2 separate regions of the Homo sapiens genome follow, and region 1 is linked to region 2. Evidence: read pairs that join two places in POLR2A ChIA-PET (ENCODE). Cell type or tissue: A673. All regions are shown on one strand. Each heading gives the region's core, and the rest is flanking DNA. Links, peaks and the distances in the headings are about the cores only.

What was found. Peaks named below come from ENCODE experiments on the same cell type or tissue, not always from the same donor. Only the 100,000 strongest peaks of a DNase experiment are listed, where the experiment ranks them.
Region 1: POLR2A ChIA-PET joins it to region 2 with 6 read pairs; 2 of 35 experiments call an interaction of 5 or more read pairs at or near these places.

What each region holds. Positions count from the first base shown.
Region 1 is chr14:77,556,926-77,561,777 of GRCh38, forward strand. SPTLC2 (serine palmitoyltransferase long chain base subunit 2) reads right to left here. Exons shown (of 12, transcript NM_004863.4): 7 at 116-221. Among named protein-coding and RNA genes, the nearest start is that of SPTLC2, 57 kb to the right of the region's middle. In A673, for the core only: no CTCF peak of the experiment used is centred there; no DNase peak of the experiment used is centred there.
Region 2 is chr14:77,108,645-77,114,730 of GRCh38, forward strand. CIPC (CLOCK interacting pacemaker) reads left to right here. Exons shown (of 4, transcript NM_033426.3): 3 at 1,168-1,337; 4 at 4,781-6,086. The coding sequence ends at 5,674. Among named protein-coding and RNA genes, the nearest start is that of CIPC, 13 kb to the left of the region's middle. In A673, for the core only: no CTCF peak of the experiment used is centred there; a DNase peak (open chromatin) is centred at 2,527; H3K27ac peaks cover 2,260 bases.

The DNA.
Region 1 (4,852 bases), core at 1-4,000, 450 kb after region 2:
TAAACACTGTCTCCTTAGTTTCCAGAGGGGGATAGACTAATGTTCCCTTCAGTTAAAAAATTCTATGACTTCATGGGGCCAAGTCACAAAGGTAAGAATAATAAAGCAGGATTACCTATATATTCCTTCCACAAGGATGAGAATTTTCTTCCAGGGCCTTCGTGTCCGAGGCTGACCATAAACAATGGCATCTTTCAATAGCTTCTCTAGGCTTTGCATATCTACAGAGCACAAAAAAGAACAGTTATACCGCATCTTCCTCTTTCCTAACTTTATTCCGGAAATGCAGAGATATATTTCTCATTCAGAAACCATGCCTCAGATAGCAAAGGACATAATTAGAGTTGGGCAGAAAAAAGCAGGGCAAAATAGGTGAATTATTGCCACCTTGAATTGAAATCCAAAATGTAACAAATGTTCAAAACCATCGAAACTTGACTAAAGGACGGTGGTGGCTAACTCAGTTCATTAGCTTCCTTATAAAATGACCAGTGTCTCATGTTAAATACCCTGCCATTAAGTTAGCTTCTGTGTGTTTATCGAAAAATACAGAATCAAACTGTATCTCTAATCCCAGTGAGTCATTCGGAAATAAATGCGTAAAAAAGACAGAGCGAGAGAGTGTGAATAAACCATCACAGACACATACTCCTCCTAAAAAAACAAACGCAAGGCGTAAAAAAACTTCACAGTGCGTGCTCCATTTCCTTTCACCCAGGACGTACTCAATAAACGCTTGTTAAAGAGTTTTATTTTGGTACTGGGTTAAAAATACACCCGTCTGGGGCATGTATAAGTCTGTGTGTTAAGCAAGCCTGACAATCAGTTGAAATTGTTCCATGTTTGACTTCATCAGTTGTCCATAAACAACCAAGTTCTTGTGGCTCTGTTGGTTCTTATGGTGGTTAATGGGCCTGGAAACAACTTGGCTGCTACTGCCATTAATGATGATCATAATTTCCTTGTTAAAGACAAATGCTTTGAAGACCATTGTTGCCACACTACAGATTTCATACTTAAAATACCTGCCCTGAAATGAAGTCCTTAAAAAAAACTCCCCCAAATTTAAGCAACATTAAGTCTGGGGAATACTTAATAGGGGTGGGAGACATCCTATCATAAAATCTTTTTTTTTTTTTTGAGATGGAGTCTCCCTCTGTCATCCAAGCTGGAGTGCAATGGTGTGATCTCTCCTCACTGAGGCCTCCACCTCCAAGGTTCAAGCAATTCTCCTGCCTCAGCCTCCCAAGTAGCTCGGATTACCAGCACCCGCCATCACGCCAGGCTAATTTTGTACTTTTGTAGAGACGGGGTTTCACCATGTTGGCCAGGCTTGTCTTGAACTTCTGACCTCAGGTGATCCGCCTGCCTCGGCCTCCCAAAGTGCTGGGATTACAGGCGTGAGCACCACGCCTGGCCCTATCATAAAATCTGATTTTGTATTCTGTATTGCTTGTAACTGGAGGAAGGAGTTATAAAAGTACATGATTTTGCTCTTTGCAGAAAACAATTTTGACAGAAAAAGAGATAAGGTAATAAAAACACAGAACACAAACACAAATAAGATAGTCTAAGGTTGTGACTGTGCTTACACATTCAGTAATTTCTAAGAAAAAAATCTGCATACGACCTAATCAAGATTCAGGAGATGTTCCCTACAGAAGTAAATTACGTCCTGACTCAAAGCCTCCAGTTTTTTTGTTTTTTTTTTTTTGAGACAGAGTCTTGCTCTGTCGCCAAGGCAGGAGTGCAGTGGCGTGATCTCTGCTCACTGAAACCTCCGCCTCCTGGATTCAAGTGATTCTCCAGCCTCAGCCTCCTGAGTAGCTGGGATTACAGGTGCATGCCACCACATCCAGCTAATTTTTGTATTTTTAGTAGAGGTGGGGTTTCACCATTTTGGCCAGGCTGGTCTTGAACTCCTGACCTCAGGTGATCTGCCCTCCTTGGCCTCCCCAAGTCCTGCAAAGCCTCCAGTTCTTAGGCAGAGAGCAATGTATGGCGATCAGCTGAAGACAAGTAAAAACACAGGAATTATTTTAGTTTTCTCTGTTTATATATAGAAGGAGGAGAAAAATAATACTGGTCAAAATTTTAGATAAAAGAAGCATCAGCCAGGTGTGGTGGCTCACGCCTGTAATCTTAGCACTTTGGGAGACCGAGGCGGGTGAATCGCTTAAGGTCAGGAGTTCGAGACCAGACTGACCAACATGGCAAAACCCTGTCTCTACTAAAAATACAAAAAAAATTAGCCGGTTGTGGTGGTGGGCACCTGTAATTCCAGCTACTTGGGAGGCTGAGACATGAGAATCGCTTAAACCCAGGAGACGGAGGTTGCAGTGAGCCAAGATCACGCCACTGCCCTCCAGCCTGGGTGACAGAGCAAGACTGTTTCAAAAAAAAGAAATACCTATAGCAGAATGCTTAACCATATTATCTACTTAGAAAAAAAAATTCAATCTCTCCAATGTTATGCCCCCAAATTCCACATAAATTTAAATAAAAAATATATCGCAAAACTCCCAGAAGAAAACATGAAAGAATAACATTATGATCTGAGAATGAGGAGGGTATTGTGTAAAATCCGAAAGTCGTAAAACAGTAAGTGTGGCAACAAAAACATTTTCATGAGTCTGTACAGGAAGACACTGAAAACAAAGTCAAAAATATAAAAATAGTGCAGTCTGGGCATGGTGAATCACTCCTGTAATCCCAGCATTTTGGGAGGCTGAGACAGCAGGATCGTTTCAGCCTAAGAGTTCAAGACCAACCTGGGCAACACAGCGAGACTTTGTCTCTATAAAAAATAAAAAACACTAGTCCGGCATGGTGGTGGATGCCTACAGTCCTAGCTACTCAGGAGACTGAGGCAGGAGAATCATTTGAACCTAGGAGGTCAAGGCTGTGGTGAGTTGTGGTTCTGCTACTTCACTCCAGCCTGGGTGATGCAGCAAGACCCTGTCTCAAAAAAATAATAATAAAATAATGCAACATAAAGGAAAAGATAATTAATATAAAGGGCTCTTATAATCAGTAAAAAATAGAAACAATTTGAAAATGGCCAATTTATAAAGAAATACAAACACATTAGCTTACAAGTAGAGTTAAAAAAACAGTAAAAATGCAAAAAGTTGTTCTATATCTAATAAGCAATGAAATAAAAACTAACATATTATTTCCTCATTAGATTTGGAAAGATTTAAAATGATTCACCATAGCCTATGTTGGCCAGTGAGTAGGAACAGTCAATCTCATGTTGTTGAGGAAAAATTCATACAAGATGCAAGCATGTGTATGTTCATTGTAGCACTATTCACAACAGCAAAGACATAGGATCAATCTAAATGTCCATCAACAGTAGACTGGATTAAAAAAATGTGGGCCAGGCGTGGTGGCTTATGCCTATAATCCCAGTACTGGGAGGCCAAGGTGGGTGGATTGCTTGAGCCCAGGAGTTCAAGACCAGCCTGGGCAACATGGTGAAACCCCATCTTTACAAAAAATACAAAAAGAAAACACAAAAAACAAAAAACAAAAAACTTGGCCGGGCGTGGTGGAACACATCTGTAGTCCCAGCTACTAGGGTGGCTGAGATGGGAGGATCGGTTGAGCTGGGGAGGTAGAGGTTGCAGTGAGCTGAGTTCATGCCAATGCATGCCAGCCTGGGAGACAGAGCAAGACTCTGTCTCAAAAATAAAAATAAAAATATATATATATATATGTACATATACACCATGGAATACTATGTAGCCATAAGAAAGAATGAGATCATGTCCTTTGCAGCAACATGGATGCAGCTAGAAGCCATTACCCTAAGCAAACTAATACAGGAACAGAAAACCAAATACCACATATTCTCACTTGTAAGTGGGAGCTAAACACTGAGTACATACAGACACGACTAAGGGAACAACAGACACTGGGGTCTACTTGAGAGTGAGGCAGGGGAGGTTGAGGAGGGTAAGGTTCGAAAAACTACCTACCTATCAGGTACTATGCTGATTACCTGGGTGGCGAAATAATCTGTACACAAACCCCCGAGACATGCAATTTACCTATATAACAAACCTGTACATGTACCCCTGAACCTAAAATAAAAGTGAAAAAAAAAAAGTTCATATAATGCTTAGAGGCAATTTGGAAAAGTATTAAAAATGTATACTCTTTTAACCATGCATTCTGAGACTGCTAGAAATTTATCCTAAGGCACTAACCAGATGATGGTACAAAACTGTAACTGTAGTGCTGTTCCCAGTAGAAAAATTTAGAAACAGCCCCGATGTCCAATTGAGGGGGCAATTAAATGAGGGCACACCCAGGCACTAACTGCCACACTGGTATTTAAGAATGAGATAGAGTTACATGTAATGACAAACAACAATCACCGTGTATTGTAAAAAGAGGCCAGGCATGATGGCTCACACCTGTAATCCCAGCACTTTGGGAGGCCAAGGCGGGAGGATCAACTGAAGTCGGGAGTTCAAGACCAGTCTGGCCAACACAGTGAAACTCCGTCCCTACTAAAAATACTAAAAATTAGTCAGGTGTGGTGGCGCGCTCCTGTAATCCCAGCTACTCGGGAGGCTGAGGCAGGAGAATCGCTTGAACTCGGGAGGCAGAGGTTGCAGTGAGCCAAGATTGAGCCACTGCACTCCAGCCTGGGTGACAGAGCGAGACTCTAGCCTCAAAAAAAAAAAAAAGAAAATAACAGGTTACATAGTGATATTTAATAAGATCTCATTTCTCACTGTAAAACATTTTAGACAAGACAAAAACAAAAACAAAAACAAAAATGATGTTATCATCTATGATCCTTCCATCCACGGGTACACACCTAACATTTTGGTATACA
Region 2 (6,086 bases), core at 866-4,865:
CATGCCATTGCACTACAGCCTGGGCAACAAGAGCGAAACTCTGTCTCAAAAAAAAAAAGGGGGTGATCTTCTAATTTTACCATTCTTTGTACGTCATTAGCTGACATTCTTCTGTAAAAAGTGCTTTCCCTCCTCCCTCTTCTTTTGAGTATCACTAATGTAGTCATGGAATTCTTTTGTAATTCAGTTTGTCAACCTGTTAAAATCATCATTTCTGATACTCAAATTGTCTCAAATTTGACCAGCAGGAGTCCCCTCAAGATAGCTCTTGTGTCTCGTTGACATGTCTCTGTTAGTGTTTGAGCACTTCTTTGCTTTCTGGGACAAGCAGCTGTCCAGGCTCATCTCGTATCTTCCCTGTCAAAGTCTTGGAATCAGCTGTTTCTCCAAGGACCCCTCATTTCCTTTATGTGCAGAATGGCATTTAGAAACCAAGATCTGGGCACTCAATATGTACATTGCTTCTGGGCTCATTTGTTTTCAGTCTAATGGTTCTTAACTAGAGGTGTACATTTGGATTACTTGTGTTTTGTGAAATACACCTACCATGGAACCAGGTAAATCACTTCAGTAGATCAAGGGAAGGATCCCAACATTTATGGTTTTTTAAAAGTATCACTGGAGATTCTAAATCATATTTCCATTGATGTATATCCTTCCAGTCATACAGTCTTCCTTAAGCTGGAGAAAATGCAATTGTTTTGAGGTTTACAGATTGGTTTTGTTTTTTTAATTGTAATTACATCTTGTGGTACCCAGAGCCTCTGAAGGTCTTAATCCTACCTTGGGCCATACTCGTCTCCTTTCTCAACATAGATTCTCGAAAGTAATAAACTAACTTTGAAACCTTGAACTCATTTCTCCTGTAGACTGATGATGATTACTTTCATGTGAGCCCTAATTGAGGCAGGTTTTTGTCTGTAAGAGAGTTAGAAAGGAAGTCAAACTCGTCCTAGGGCAATAATTCTTAATCTTTGGTGGAGGAGGGATTAATTATAGATCCCATTGAAAAGCCAATGAAAGCTAAAAGCCTCCTTCTCAATAAAATTCACAAAAACACATCACAAGTGTTGCATTCAATTTCAAGAGGTCTGTAGCTCCTTAGGAGCCTGGTTAAGAGCCCCTAGTCTAGAGCCTGAGTGAGTTGACCATTCTTCTGCCCACCAGATGGGAGCTCGGAATGTCTGAGCTCTGCAGAGCAGATGGAGTCCGAGGACATGCTGAGCGCCTTAGGCTGGAGCAGAGAAGACAGGCCGAGGCAGAACTCCAAAACTGCAAAGAATGCCTTCCCTACCCTGTCTCCCATGGTCGTCATGAAGAATGTGCTTGTCAAACAGGTGAGGAGGACTAATATCACCTAAAGTCTTTGCAAATAAAAATCTCTTAGCTTCCGTGTATAAAGGAAGAGATTTATATTCTCTGCCAAGGAGAGATTTTAGAAACAGACCATTAGAACCACACCAATGTGTACTTTCTGTCCTGGGGAGCGGATGTTATCTTTCAAGTGTGACACTGTTTTAAAAAGGAATATAAGAATCATGACATGCGTTCTCATTTTTCAGACAGTTAGGTTGTTTTATTTCTGTATTCATAGTTTGTCCAAAGAGACCCTGAAATGTATATAAAGGAACCAAGCAGAAATGGCATCACTTCAATGGTGCATTCTAACATATGGCAGAGTTTAGGGTAGAAACAAAAGATGCTCTTTTTAATATGGATTGCCCTGGGAATTTAGGAATGTAGAATGCATTTATCTCAGAAGTAGAGGCAATTTCCCTGTTTCTTATGTCATATACTGAGCATTTTCTTAGTAGTCAGCCAGAGCCTGTCATTAGTGACGAAGCTGCTCCTGGTTCAAGTATGGGAATACCAGCAGAATCCACACAGTGTTGTGGAGTGGAAACACATCCTGTTTGGGGCTTTATTACATAACTATGTTTATTATATGATTATTGTTTAGATATGAAAGAAAAGATTTAGATGAAAATCTAAGTTAAGCTCTAGTGTTTGAAACTGAGAACTTGATCATATGAACTTGGTTAAGTTAGAATAGAGAAGTCTGAGAATAGAAAAGATTGATTTCAGCCAAAGAAATTTAATCTTACCGTACTTTCCTCTGAAAATATATCAGTTTTCATATGGGTCCATTGATGAGGCTACTTGAAGATAGTGAAATTTTAAATCTGGCTTGAGTAGTTGACTTTTCCCCCCTTAGGGTAAAAGGTGAGAACATGGCTTTAACTTGACAGGAAATCTTAATGTCTTAGCTATTACCTAGTTGTATATGAGGAACACAAACTGATTTTCAACAAGGCAGACTGGTGAGTTCTGAAAAGGAATTTGAAGATTTTTGCTTGGTAAATCACATCTCAGCTGGAAGCATGGCTCTCCTTATTGAAAGGAAAAGAAAGAATAGAGACAGGAAACGGAGCCCACATGAGATTGCTCCGGCCCCACCAGTGCTGCCAGTGCTTCTCCTGGGCTTCCTTTCTCCCAGTTCTTTTTCTCCCTGCCTTCCTCTCTGGCTTCCTTGTCCCTTTCTTGTGTCTGTGTTTATATCCCTTCTTTGTTGTAGGCTAGGCTGGCAGCTCCAGAAGGCTGAGAACAGCCCACACACACAGTTACGGAGTGAGTAGGCTTTTCCAGCAGAGCCACATTCTTTAAGACAAAGACCCGCCAGAAAAGCTGCTGGGCCTGATCAGGAGCTAAGAGACTTGGGGACAAGCTGACCTAAGGGAGTAGTCTAGGAGTTTTGTTTCGTTTTTTAAAAACATACTAGAATCTAGCGTATTCTAAAATTAAAATAATGATACACATTTAAAACTCTGCATGTTGTGTAATGTCTTGATTATGGCTGCTTGGTTTTAGATATTTTTCTTTTGAGAGTCTGATTCCACCTCTGTCATTAGACAGTGTGATCTTGTACATAATTAACCACAATGGATATCAGTTTCTTCATCTTTAATATGAAGGGTTTATGTGAAATGATTCTGAGATCCTGTCCAAGTCTAAAATTTTGTTCTGTATTCCCTCAGGTGATTTCCACATGAATAATACAATTTGTAAAATCTAATAATTGGAACAAGTCAGCTAAGTATCTGTTAGGAGAGTGGGCATAACAGTAGCATTAGGAAGTACAGTCCAGTAAAATCATGGGAAAACAATGCATTAGATATTTTCCAGATCCATTTGCCTTGTAGGTCATCCCTAGAGAGGGCATGAAGTTTTGCTTCTGACTGAGCTGGAACAGGCTGATTTCTACTTCAAAAGACCTCTTGATTTTGGATCTCCTATGACAAGGAAATATGGTTTCTGGCCCTAGCATTGCTTGCCTTAGTATATTCCGGAGTATATTTGAACATCAAGAGGACTCTAGATCGTTCCAGCCTTTGCATGGGAAATGAACTGGCCTAAAGTTCCTAACCTTGCATCCAAGAAACTGAAATGTGTGCAAAATGGTGCGCGCATGTACATGTATGGGAAGACAGTTCGTAATGTTCTTCAGATAAATCAAATGACCCCACCTGACCCCACTGATGATGTGAAACTCTGTCAGGCTTGCCCTCTGCCTGGCTTTATCTATACTCAGATTTTGGGGACCAGGTTGGAACTGGATTGGCTTTCAAACATTGGAGACAAGTAGCCATGTCCTTCTTTATTAGATTTCGTCTGAATCAATACTTTAATTAAAAAATAATGTATAATTGAGGAGTAATAAACAAAGGCAGTATAGCAGAATGGCTCAGATGGGTTTTAGAGTCAGACAGAGGATGGAATCCTAACTGCATCACTTAGTAACTTGATGACTTAAAACAAGTTTTTTCGACTTTCTAAGCCTCAGTTCCCTGTTTATGAAGGGAAATGGTAACTGCCTCATGGGGTTTTAAATAGATTAAGTAACTCATGTAAAACATTACACATAGTGGTAACCTATAATCAGCACCAATACATGGTAGCTGTTATTATTTTGAATGGTTTTATGATTGTTGGATGTCACTGCCTTAAAAACAGGAACCCATAGACTCCTGACAATATGGGTTTTTTTCTTTTCTTTCTGTTTTTTTTTGTTGTTGTTGTTGTTTTTGAAACCAAGTCTTGCTCTGTCACTCAGGCTGGAGTGCAGTGGCGCAATCTCAGCTTACTGCAACCTCCACCTCCCAGGTTCAAGCGATTCTCCTGCCTCAGCCTCCCAAGTAGCTGGGACTACAGGCGCACACCACCAAGCCCAGCTAATTTTTTGTATTTTTTAGTAGAGACGGGGTTTCACACGTTGGCCAGGCTGGTCTCGAACTCCTGACCTCAGGTGATCCACCTCCCTCAGCCTCCCAAAATACTGGGATTACAGGCATGAGCCATCACACCTGGCCCAATATGTTACTTTTTAATCAAAAGTTATTTTCAGGTAAAAGAGGTTCCAGGTGTGACTAAATGAAGATACACTTTGGTGTAAAGTCACATTTTAACTTACACCAGGAAATCCATATTTTTGTTGTTTCAGTTGTGACCTTAGCTATGTCATTACTTTACCTACCCATTTATTTTTCTGAGTGATAGCACTTGAATAAAAATAGGTATTTCCTCCAGTTTTCCCTTAGAAAAAGTTTAAAAAGTATTTGTGATATCAGACACAAATAGATGTTCAAACCACTATGTGAGAGAAGCACTGTCCTTGAAATTGTTCTAAGCATTTGAGTATCCACTTGCCCCTTTGACAGAAGCTTCACTCCTCTATCCTTTCAGCAGTAATGAGTAGTGTGCTGCTCTCCTCCTTTGTCTTCAGGGCAGCAGCTCATCCCAGCTCCAGTCGTGGACTGTCCAGCCCTCCTTTGAAGTGATCTCAGCACAGCCACAGCTCTTATTCCTTCATCCACCTGTACCATCTCCTGTCAGTCCATGTCACACTGGTGAGAAAAAGTCCGACTCCAGGAACTACTTGCCCATTCTGAATTCTTACACCAAAATAGCCCCACATCCAGGCAAAAGGGGCCTTTCCCTTGGCCCAGAAGAAAAAGGAACAAGTGGAGTGCAGAAGAAAATCTGTACTGAGAGACTTGGGCCTAGCTTGTCTTCCAGTGAGCCAACCAAGGCTGGTGCTGTCCCATCCAGTCCCTCGACGCCAGCACCACCCAGCGCCAAACTTGCCGAGGACTCAGCTCTGCAGGGTGTGCCCTCTCTGGTGGCAGGTGGAAGTCCACAGACTCTTCAGCCGGTATCCAGCAGTCACGTGGCTAAAGCTCCCAGTCTGACCTTCGCTTCCCCCGCCAGTCCTGTCTGCGCATCAGACAGCACTCTCCATGGGTTAGAGAGCAACTCTCCCCTTTCACCACTGTCCGCTAATTATAGCTCACCTTTATGGGCTGCAGAGCACCTCTGCCGCAGCCCAGATATCTTTTCAGAGCAGCGGCAGAGCAAACATAGGCGCTTTCAGAATACCCTAGTAGTCCTACATAAATCTGGTTTGCTGGAGATCACTTTGAAAACCAAGGAGTTGATTCGTCAGAATCAGGCAACTCAGGTAGAACTAGACCAGCTAAAGGAGCAAACCCAGCTGTTTATAGAAGCCACCAAGAGCAGGGCCCCTCAGGCTTGGGCCAAGCTGCAGGCATCTTTAACACCTGGGTCCAGTAATACAGGCAGTGACCTAGAAGCATTCTCTGATCACCCAGCCATATAGCACAGAGGCATATTTTCCTGTTACTTGAGTGGTTCTTTTAGCTCATTTGCTGTTACCTACTCCTGTTTCCCAAAGCTTATGTAAGAGCTTTTCCTTCTAAACTTAAACTGTGTTGTGGTTCACTTAGGAAGCCACGTGCCAATACCTGGCTGCTGTCTTAACTCGTAGTCTGGGCACAGGATACATATGTCCCCGTCCCACTGAGGACCTCAGTTTGGGAGTGCCCTTGAGCCCCTTTTCCTTAGCCTGCAGGTGCTTCAATGGATCATGGGGCAAAGCAGGAGATGATTGTGTGGGGCTCTTCCTGCTGTCACCTCCCATCATCCCACTCTCTCACCAGGATCAAGGGTACAGTAACACGAATGAGCATACAGAGCAACACCTGTTGAGCCAGGGAGTAGGTGACACAAGG